2 separate regions of the Homo sapiens genome follow, and region 2 is linked to region 1. Evidence: read pairs that join two places in POLR2A ChIA-PET (ENCODE). Cell type or tissue: OCI-LY7. All regions are shown on one strand. Links, peaks and the distances in the headings refer to the core of each region. The heading gives the core; the rest is flanking DNA.

Region 1 (5,368 bases), core at 171-5,170:
GTGAGCTGAGATCGCGCCACTGAACTCCAGCCTGGGCGACAGAGTGAGACTCCCTCTCAAACAAACAAACAAACAAAGTGTTTAGATTACAGGTGTGAGCCACTGCACCCAGCCTCCTCCTCCTCTCTCTCTCTCTTTTTTTTTTTTTTTTCTGAGACAAGGTCTCTCTCTGTTGCCCAGTCTGGAGTGTGATCATAGCTCATTGCAGCCTTGACCTCCTGGGCTCAAGCAATCCTCCCACCTCACCCTCCTGAATAGCGGGTACTGCAGGCATGCACCATCACACTCAGCTAATTTTTTAATTTTTTTAGAGATGGGGTCTCACTGTGTTGCCTAGGCTGGTCTCAAACTCCAGGCCTCGAGTGATCCTCTCACCTCGACCTCCCAAAGTACTGGGATTACAGGTGTGAGTCGCCGCATCCGGCTGGAGCCCAAGTCTTCTGACCTTCTGGTTGGCCTTATAAAAGGCCCATCTCCTATGTTCTCTTCTCAGCCTGCATTTGAGGTCCTGACATCAGGCTACTGGGAGCTGACGCAGGACCTTAGGCTGATGTCAACATTCCTTCATGCATCCAGTGGCACACAAGGGTGGCCTGGACAGATGGATCATGCCCTTGGTGTGCTCACAGTCTGGGGGTGGGGCGATTCCCAAAGGGTTAGAATTACTCCAGGAACCTCAGTTTGCAACGTCGGCTGTGAGTCCAGAGTTGCAAACAGGTCAATGAGCGAGCAGAAAGGACTCTGAGGTCTGAGGCCACATGCTGGTGTTCCTCCCTGCCCAGGGCACCAGCCCAGTGACCCTGCAGGGAGGGTGGAGGGGAAGCCCTAATGAAAGAGAAAAAAAAGCAGCAGCAGCACATGACAGGGAAACTGAGTCACGGAGCAGGCCCCAGGAGGGTTTGTGTAGAAGCTGCCTTCAGCTCCAGGGTAGAGGGGGACAGGCGCCGGCTCACTGATGACATTCACGGACATCCTCCTGCCAAAGACACAAAAACTTCATTTTGGCCATTTCCTCCTCTCTTCCTTGCTAAATCTTATTATTATTATTATTATTTTTGAGATGAGGTCTTGCTCTGTCACCCAGGCTGAAGTACAATGGCACAATCATGGCTTACTGCAGCCTCAACCTCCTGGCTCAAGCAATCCTCCTGTCTCAGTCTCCTGAGTAGCTGGGACTGCAGGTGGACACCATCACACCCGGCTAATTTTCTTATTTTTTTTTTTTTTTTTTTTTTTTGAGACGGAGTCTCGCTCTGTCGCCCAGGCTGGAGTGCAGTGGTGGGATCTCGGCTCACTGCAAGCTCCGCCTCCCGGGTTCATGCCATTCTCCTGCCTCAGCCTCCCAAGTAGCTGGGACCACAGGCGCCCGCCACTACGCCCGGCTAATTTTTTTGTATTTTTAGTAGAGACGGGGTTTCACCGTTTTAGCCGGGATGGTCTCGATCTCCTGACCTCGTGATCCGCCCGCCTCGGCCTCCCAAAGTGCTGGGATTACAGGCGTGAGCCACCGCGCCCGGCCTAATTTTCTTATTTTTTGGTAGACATGGGGTCTTGCTATGTCGCCCAGGCTGATCTTGAACTCCCGGGCTCAAGCGGTCCTCCTGCCTCAGCCTCCCAAAGTGCTGGGATTACAGGTGTGCACCATTGCGCCTGGCCCTTGCTAAATCTTTTATCAGAGCTGATCGCTCTGGACTAAGATTGTGGCGTCTTCTTCTTCTTGCCCAATCAACATGAAAAGGCAAGTGTGAAATGCTTTGTACAGAAACAGTCCCTCTGCCCTGCACTACCTGACAGGTGTCCCCCTTCTTTTTTTTTTTTTTTTTTTTGAGCTGGAGTTTTGCTCTTATTGCCCAGGCTGGAGTGCAATGGTGTAATCTTGGTTCACTGCAGCCTCCGCCGCCCGGGTTCAAGCAATTCTCTTGCCTCAGCCTCCTGAGTAGCTGGGATTACAGGCACCCACCACCACACCCAGGTACTTTTTAATTTTATTTTTTATTTTTATTTTTTGAGGCGGAGTCTCGCTCTGTCTCCCAGGCTGAAGTGCAGTGGCACGATCTCGGCTCACTGCAAGCTCTGCCTCCCGGGTTCATGCCATTCTCCTGCCTTAGCCTCCCTAGCAGCTGGGACTACAGGTGCCCGCCACCACACCTGGGTAATTTTTGCATTTTTAGTAAAGATGGGGTTTTGCCATGTTGGCCAGGCTGGTCTCAAACTCCTGACCTCAGGTGATCTGCCCACCTCGGCCTCCCAAAGTGCTGGGATTATAGGTGGGAGCCACTCACCCGGCTTAACATTCCTTTAGGGACACAAAAGAATGTCGATTTTCACAGTGGGACAGCAGGCTTGGACAAACAAGCATGCCCTTGTCCCTGGCCCTGTGAAGCTTGGCTAATTACCCCCTGCCAGGACACTGGGAGCTTTCGGAGGCAGACAGCTGAGGTCCGCCTTGCACCTCAAGTGCAGGCAGCAAAACCCTCGTCCCGACATCAGAGGCGTCGGGGCTAGGGTCCCTCCTGTTGCTGGGAGGAGATGGAAACCCAGAGTGTGGGGATCCCGTTCTCAATGACTTGCTTTTTCTCAGCTCACACCTAAGGTCCAGACCATCTCCTCCCATCTGTCACCATGCAGTCCCCGTATGGCCTAGGGAACCAGGCTTCAGGTCTAAAATTCGTCTCTCCACTGCCTAGAACCCTCCAGGGCTCCCCATTGCCCTTAGGAAAAAGCCCAGTTTTACAGCCCTGCCATACAAGGCCCTCCCTGACTGAGTCCTGCCACTCCTCTGCCCTCATCTTGGTCCCCATTCCCTGGCCACTTGAGCTCTTCAAGGTTCTTCCCACCGTCAGCCTCCGCCTGCCACATCCATCCTTCAAGACACACCTAGGCTGTCACCTCCTCCGGAAAGCTGCCCTTAAGCCCCACACTTAAAGAATTAAATGTTTGTGGCCCAGGCCAGGTGTAATGGCTCACACCCGTAATCCCAGCACTTTGGGAGGTCAAGGCGGGTGGATCACCTGAGGTAGGGAGTTCAAGATCAGCTTGGCCAACATGGCGAAATCTCGTCTCTACCAAAAACACAAAAATTAGCCAGGCGTGGTGGCAGGTGCCTGTAATCCCAGCTACTCAGGAGGCTGAGGCAGGAGAATTGCTTGAACCCAGGAGGCGAAAGTTGCAGCAAGCCAAGATTGTGCCACTGCACTCCAGCCTGGGTGACAGCGAGACTCCATCTCAAAAAAAAAAAAAAAAAAGTATCAGAAGGATGCAAAAGAACCCAGAAGAGATGCCCCCTTAGACCTGGCCTGAGAGAGAAAGTGTGGTTTTGCAGAGGAGTCCTGGGAGCAGCCCTGCAGGAATCAGGGGAGAAAGAGCCCAGCCTGGTCCAGGGCAGTGTCCCCGGGCAGATGGCTCCTGGAAACTCGGAATAAACAAGCTTCAGTGCGTGTCACTGCCTTGGGCCGGGTGACATAACGCACAGATGTGCAACCATAGGACTCAGGGACTGCGGGGCTAAGTGAGTAATAGCAGCTGTGGAGGACGGTCTTGAGGCTGGAAACTGACAGACTGCAGAGGGGCCCTTAGCCAGCACCTTTAGAGACTTCCCCCAGCAGGAGGAAGTTGGGAGTGTTTTCCCTAAGTGAGGAGCGGTGGTGCGTGCCTGTAATCCCAGCTACTTGGGAGGCTGAGGCATGGAGGATTGCTTTAGCCCAGGAGTTCAAGACCAGCCTGGGCAACATAGCAAGACCCTATATCAAAACATAAATAAAGCTTTTTAAAATTTTTGCTGGCCTTTGCTGGCCCACTTCTCTTGCAATAACAAGGTCTGAATAAGCAGGCTTTGCTTGTTCTCTTTGGGGTGGTCTTCATTTATCAACACAATCCATGCGAAGTTTTTTTGTTTTTGTTTTTGTTTTGAGACAGAGTTTCTCTCTTGTTGCCCAGGCTGGAGTGCAATGGTGTGATCTCGGCTCACTGCAACCTCCGCCTCCTGGGTTCAAGCGGTTCTCCTGCCTCAGCCTCCCAATTACCTGGGATTACAGGCATGAGCCACCACACCCGGCTAAGTTTGTATTTTTAGTAGAGAAGGGGTTTCTCCATGTTGGTCAGTCTGGTCTCGAACTCCCAACCTCAGGTGATCTGCCAGCCTCCACCTCCCAAAGTGCTGTGATTACAGGCGTGAGCCACAACACCCGGCCTCATGCAGTTTTAAGCTTAAGCTTCTCTCGTAACAATCCTCAGCCATGTCAGCTTTCCTTCACACAGCAGGGGAGGCCTTGTTATCTTCCCTTGGGAAATCCGGGGAGGCTGCATAGAAAAAGCCCCCATGCATCTTGGAAACCCCCAACGAGGGGAAGTCCCCCTATCACCTGGCAGCAGAGAGCTACTATGGCCTTCCTTTACCACTGGGCTGTTTCCACTAGCACTGTACCAAGCCAGAGGGAAGTACCGGAGCTTCCTCCAAGACCGATATACCCCAAGGTGGGGAGAACTGGATAAAGGCAAAGTCCATGCAGTTGAAAGTAAGGGTGTGGCCACCGGCGTGATAGCCTTAGCTGGTATCTCCGTGGTGATGCAATTCCCAGCCTGTGCCACCTGCCACCCTGTGCAGCCTCTGCTCTGCTAGGCAGAAAGGTCACAGCAACATCCAATCATTTCAGCAGAAGCGGTTTGGGTTTAAGTTTCTTTTATTAGTCCCCAAAGCAGCACATGCCTGTTGCAGAAAAATTCAGAAAAGGGAAGAAAAAAGTCCCACGGATTCCCCCCACCCAAAGCCCACCACAGTTACCAGTTTTTTTGAGACAAGGTCTCACTTTTTCACCGAGGCTGGACTGTAGTGGTACGATCTTGGCTCACTACAACCTCCGCCTCCCGGGTTCAAGCGATTCTCCTGCATCAGCCTCCTGAGTAGCTGGGATTACGGGCATGTGCCACCATGCCTGGCTAGCTTTTTGTGTTTTTAGTAGAGACAGGGTTTCATCATGTTGCCCAGGCTGGTCTCCAACTCTGGGGCTCAGGCAATCCTCCTGCCTTGGCCTCCCAAAGTGCTGGGATTACAGGCATGAGCCACCACAACTGGCCCACAATTTTAAAAATAAAATAAAATAAAATGGGATCTTGCTCTGTTGCCCAGGCTGGAGTGCAATGGTATGATCATAACTCACTATAGCCTCCAACTCGTGGGCTCAAGTGATCCTCCCACCTCAGTCTCCCCACTCGCTGGGATGACAGGCATGAGGCACTAAGCTTGGCTCCATATCCGCAGTTTCATGAAGTGTATTTTCCTGGTGGGTGTAAATACGTAACTGTTTCCCCACATTATAACAAATGCCTTGTAAACAGCAGTTCAGACACTGCAAACATATCCCATCCTGTA
Region 2 (5,368 bases), core at 280-5,279, 180 kb after region 1:
AAAAATTAGCCGGGTGTGGTGATGTGTGCCTGTAGCCCCAGCTACTTGGGAGGCTAAGGCAGGAGGATTGCTTGACCCCAGGAGTTAGAACAATCCTGTAACCCCTAAAAGTTTTTGAAGCCCGTTTGTTCATCCTTGTCTCTTGTCCTGACCCCAGCAACCACTGATCTGTCTTCTGTATATGGTTTTCCATTTGTACAATGTCACATAAATGGAATCCTACAGTCCACAGCCTCTGAATCTGGCTTCACACAGCATAATGCATTTACGGCATTGCTGGGTACACGGGTAGCTGGTCCCTTCTGGTCCCTGAGTAGTGTTCCATGGTGTGGATATGCCACATACCTCTAGCCACTCTCCTCTCTAGGGAAATCTAGCAAACCGGCTTGGCCGGCCCTGCATCAGCTCGGGACCCCCCAGAAGAAGGTGGTTCCTCTTTCTCATTTTCACAAAGGCACCATCTGGCTGGCGGGGGGCCTGTGGCCTGCACCCCATCACTACCCACCCCCCACATCAAGAGCTGACCCCAAGCCGGGGGAGCTGCTCATCTCCGCCCTCAGAGCTGGAATTTCATCTTCTGTTTCTGGTGACTCATACTGTGAGCCCCGCGATGAAATTACACCTGCCTGCCGCTGCCCTCCGGGCCTCTGGCCCCATGCGATCCTCCCGCCGCCATCCAGGTGGGCTCTGGAGTAATTGAGGCTATGGGGCCAGGACAGCTGGAGGTTGAGGGCGGTGCCAGGGAGGGGAGCTGTCTGTGCCCTGGGGTGTCTTGCCCATCATCTTATGTATCCCCACCCTGTGGGAGTCTGGGGTTCCTGGTGGTGCGTCTCTGGTCTTCACTCCTGCAGCTGTTTTGCTTGGGGTAGAAGTTTCATGTTTGCCTGAAATAAGAGCAGGACTTCTGAGGGTAGGGAAGGAAGGTGGTGAAGCCACTGTTGCAGGCAGGAGCAGGAGTTAGGATCAAACGGAACAGGGCTGGCCGAGTGATGTCACATCTCTGGGCTTTGGTTTGTTCATCTGTTCTTATTATTATTTTGAGACAGGGTCTCGTTCTGTCACCCAGGCTGGAGTGCAGTGGTGCAATCATAGCTTGCTGCAGTCTTGAACTCCTAGGCTCAAGTGATTCTCCCACTTCAGCCTCCTAAGTAGCTGGGCTTGGAGGCACTTGCCACTACACCCAGCTAATTTTTTTATTTTGTAGAGATGGGGGTCTCGCCATGTCGCCCAGGCTGGTCTTGAACTCCTGTGTTCAAGTGATCCCACAACCTCAGCTTCCCAAGTGCTGGGATTAGAGGGGTGAGCCACTGCGTCCTGCCTGTTCATCTTTAAGTGGGAGAACAGAACACTAGGTTTGCAGGGCTGTGAGACTCAGCTGAGGGTAATGTGAGTGTGTGGATTACCACAGAGCCCTGGAGGGCCCCAGGGGCCACCAAGGAGCGGGTGGTGGGGACATGTGAGGCTCAAGCCTCCTGTGCCCCTTTGGGCCAGAGTAGGACCACTGTTGTTTTTTGTTTTTTTTTTTTTGAGACAGAGTCTCACTCTGTCGCCCAGGCTGGAGTGCAGTGGCGTGATCACGGCTCACTACAACCTCCGCCTCCCGGGTTCAGTTGATTCTCCTGCCTCAGCTTCTCGAGTAGCTGGGATCACAGGTGCGTGCCACCACACCCGACTAATTTTTGTATTTTTAGTAGAGGCGGAGTTTCACCATGTTGTCCAGGCTGGTTTCGAACTCCTGACCTCAAATGATCCACCCATCTTGGCCTCCCAGAGTGCTGGAATTACAGGTGTGAGCCACCGCGCCCTGCCCTAGGACCACTTTTACCAGAGTTACCTGTTAGAGCTCTAAATACAGTTCTGGTTGCTAAATGTTTGGAATCCACTGCTGCCTGAGGTCAGCCCTGTGTGAACAGTGGCTATTCTGGTGAATGTTTTTGTGGCTAGAGCCTAGATTATGGTGGTTTACGGACTCCAGCCTGTCACTTGCCTGAGGCTGAGCCTCAGTTTGACCCTCTAGAAAATGGAACCACAGCAAGTACCTCCACAGGTTTGCCAGGTGGGCATGAATGAAGCAGGGGAGCCCAGCAAGAGTTTGTCAGTTTCCCATTGGCAAATCCATGAGTTTCCCAGGGCTCTCGGCTTCCTAAGGAGATGGAGCTTCCTGGGTGATCACATGTCTTGCGTGGGTGTCTTGAGAGATTTGGGGGGTTTTTACTTTGTTGTTTTTGTTGTTGTTATTTGTTTGTTTTTGAAACAGAGTCTCCTTCTGTCACCCAGGCTGGAGTGTAGTGGTGTGATCACGGCTCATGGCAGCCCCCCTCCTCCTGGGTTCAGGCACTTCTCCCGCCTCAGCCTCCCAAATAGCTGGGATTACAGGCACCTGCCACCACACCCGGCTAATTTTTGTGTTTTTAGTAGAGACGGGGTTTCGCCATGTTGGCCAGGCTGGTCTCGAACCCCTGACCTCGAGTGATCCACCTGCCTCAGCCTCCCAAAGTGCTGGGATTACAGACATGAGCACAAGCCACCGCGCCCAGCTGGTTTTTACTTTGTTATTTAATTTGTTATTTGTGAAATCGTTGTGGCCCCTCTCTAATGAAGGTTGCCCCAAGTACCTTTCCCCTGTACCCCACCCTTGCCTCCCACCCCTACCGGGTTCCCCAAAGTCCTCAAAGGCTGGACCCTGGGGCCAGCACTCGGTGGGTAGCCTGGAAAGAGGTTAGCCCTGTGCAGGAAGGAAGGCCCTTGGGTGCTCCTGGGTGGCTCCTTGCAGCAGACAAGACCCACCGCCCACCCACCTGGCTCCAGGGTGGTCCTGGCAGCTCCAAGGGGTCTTGTGACTCTCTCAGTCTGATGTTTCTCTCATGTTTATCCAGGAGCTGGTTTTTCAGGCATGGCCGCTTCTTGCAGTGAGGCCAGGTGGGGAGAGGCAGGGCTTTGGGGAAGGAGGTGGTTACCTCTGCTCCCAGGGCACACCCTGGCTGCCAGCTGTGGGTGCAGCCCTCTGGGCAGGTGGGCAAACCACATCCTCCCTCTTTGATCCTGGTCCACCTCCCCACCTGCCCCGGGCCACCAGCTCCCTGAGATATTCTCTTCTCAGCATATCCAAAGGAGAGATGCTCTTGGTGGCCCTGGGTCAGAGGCCAGGGCTCCCTCACTTCACAGCAGGGTGCAGTGGAACCATCAGGGTCTTTGAAGCCAGACACACCTAGGTTCAAATCCCAGCCTGACTGCTGAGCTGCTGTGTGACCACAGGCAAGTGACTGTACCTCTCTGAGCCTCATCTGAAAAAACAAGGATAGTTTTCTTATATAGTATTGCCAGGTTCTTGGGAAAATCAGTGTATTCAGTTGCGGGGAGCTAGCTGCCATCTCAGTGAAGAACACTTTGTCAGCTTGTCACGTGATGACCCCAGAAGCTGGCCCTGTGGGAGCCCCACTCCCCCAGACAGTGAACCTTGGACCCCATCATTCCAAGATCTGTTCTTATTTTCTGCCTGTCTGGGACACACCCCCTCTGTCCGTGGGGTGTGGGGTGTGGGGTGTGGCATGCCTCAATTTATTTATTTTTTTTGAGACAGAGTCTTCCTCTGTTGCCCAGGCTGGAGTGCAGTGGCAGGATCTCGGCTCACTGCAACCTCTACCTCCTGGGTTCAAGTGAGTCTCCTGCCTCAGCCTCCCGAGTAGCTGGGATCACGGGCGCCCGCCACCATGCCTGGCTAATTTTTTGTATTTTTAGTAGAGACAGGGTTTCACCATGTTGCCCAGGCTGGTCTTGAACTCCTGGCCTCAAGTGATCCACCCGCCTTGGCCTCCCAATGTGTTGGGATTATAGGCATGAGCCACTGCACCCGGACAGCATGCCTCGGTTTCTGCTTCTGCAAACTGGGAAAACCTCAAAGGTAGAACTGGTTGGTCCCCTTGGCCTGCCGACCCCTTAGCCCCTCAAGGTCACAGTCAGCCATCCCGCTTGTTAGAGGCCAGGCCCTGTTCTGGGGCGGGGGCTACCTGTGGCTGCTTAGGGGACGGGAGACAATGCCACTCCCAGGTGTGTTTGATGGCAGCCTGCAGAAGTGGCTTTCTGCATGGCCCTGGAGGACGGTGATTTGGACAGAAGCGTAGGGCCAGAGACAGGACGTGACGGTGGGGCTGCTGCATTGGCTCCAGGTAAAGATCTGTATCTGATGGCCTCACTCCCAGGCAGCTCAGGGGTTCCCGTGGCTCCTGGAAAAGCTACAGACTAGGCATGGCCAGGCCCTGCCTGTGTCTCTCTGTGCCAGCCACGATGAGCCTCATCGTTTCTAAAACGTACTGTGCTCCGTCTCGCTTCCTGGAACGCTGCTGCCTCTCCCCTAGAGCGTGCGTAATGCTCCCCGGCTGTGTCCCTGGGCTGATTTCTCGTTGCAGGTCTCAGCTGGGTTGTCACTCCTCTCTGCAAAGCTTCCCTGACCTCATCTCCCTCTCCAGGTCACGTTAGGTGCCTCTTGTCTGTGTCCCCAGCCACAGCCCGCATCACAAACAAGACTATAATTGCCCTCGTGCTTGTCTGTCACCTTCACAGACAGAGTGTGACTTCCAGTGGGTCACGGCCCCATCATCATGTTGTCCTCCGCATCCCTGACCTTAGCACCCTGCCTGTTGCGGAGTGGGCATCCTGTGCAACCTTGTCAAGTGAATTAGAAGCAAGCTCGGGGTGGGGGCCCATGAAGGGTGGGGGCCTCCTCCACCCTTTTTCTTTCTTTTTTTTTTTTTTTGGAGACAGGGTCTCGCTCCATTGCCCAGGCTGGAGTGCAGTGGCATGATCTCGGCTCACTGCAACCTCCGCCTCATGGGTTAAAGCAATTCTGCCTTAGCCCTCCCCAGTAGCTGGGACCACATGCACCTGCCAACACACCCGGCTAGTTTTTGTATTTTTAGTAGAGATGGGGTTTCATCATGTTGGCCAGGCTGGTCTCAAACTCCTGACCTCAAGTGATCCACCCGCCTCAGCCTCCCAAAATGCTGGGATTACAGGGGTGAGCCCCCATGCCCGGCCCCTCTCCATCCTTCAATCCCAGCTCTCGTTGGCGCTCCTCTACCCATCCCAGGAGCTGCTTCTGCCGGCCTGGCTGTGGCGTTCAGAGGCATCTGGAGGGCAGTGGCGATGGCAGTGGGGGCAGCTTGTCTCTCTGAGCCGAGTACAGCCCAATTTGGAGCGTTTCCCTCCAGGAAAGGCAGCTGATGTGTGCAGACAGCACAAGTGTGGAGTGCCAGAACAGTTAATCCTCTGGGCTATTTATTTATTTATTTATTTTGTTTTGTTGTTGAGATAGAGTCTTGCTCTGTCGCCCAGGCTGGAGTGCAGTGGCGTGATCTTGGCTCACTGCAAC

The links. Peaks named below come from ENCODE experiments on the same cell type or tissue, not always from the same donor. Only the 100,000 strongest peaks of a DNase experiment are listed, where the experiment ranks them.
Region 2: POLR2A ChIA-PET joins it to region 1 with 10 read pairs; 4 of 35 experiments call an interaction of 5 or more read pairs at or near these places.

What each region holds. Positions count from the first base shown.
Region 1 is chr7:74,280,575-74,285,942 of GRCh38, forward strand. LOC107986742 (a long non-coding RNA gene) reads right to left here. Exons shown (of 2, transcript XR_001745024.2): 2 at 281-976. Among named protein-coding and RNA genes, the nearest start is that of CLIP2, 6.1 kb to the right of the region's middle. RefSeq lists enhancers at 2,094-2,724, 4,210-4,449 and a silencer at 2,245-2,539. In OCI-LY7, for the core only: no CTCF peak of the experiment used is centred there; no DNase peak of the experiment used is centred there.
Region 2 is chr7:74,462,215-74,467,582 of GRCh38, forward strand. The region is part of intron 1 of GTF2IRD1 (GTF2I repeat domain containing 1); the gene reads left to right. Among named protein-coding and RNA genes, the nearest start is that of GTF2IRD1, 11 kb to the left of the region's middle. RefSeq lists an enhancer at 710-759. In OCI-LY7, for the core only: no CTCF peak of the experiment used is centred there; DNase peaks (open chromatin) are centred at 2,977, 4,347 and 4,867; H3K4me3 peaks cover 705 bases; H3K27ac peaks cover 893 bases.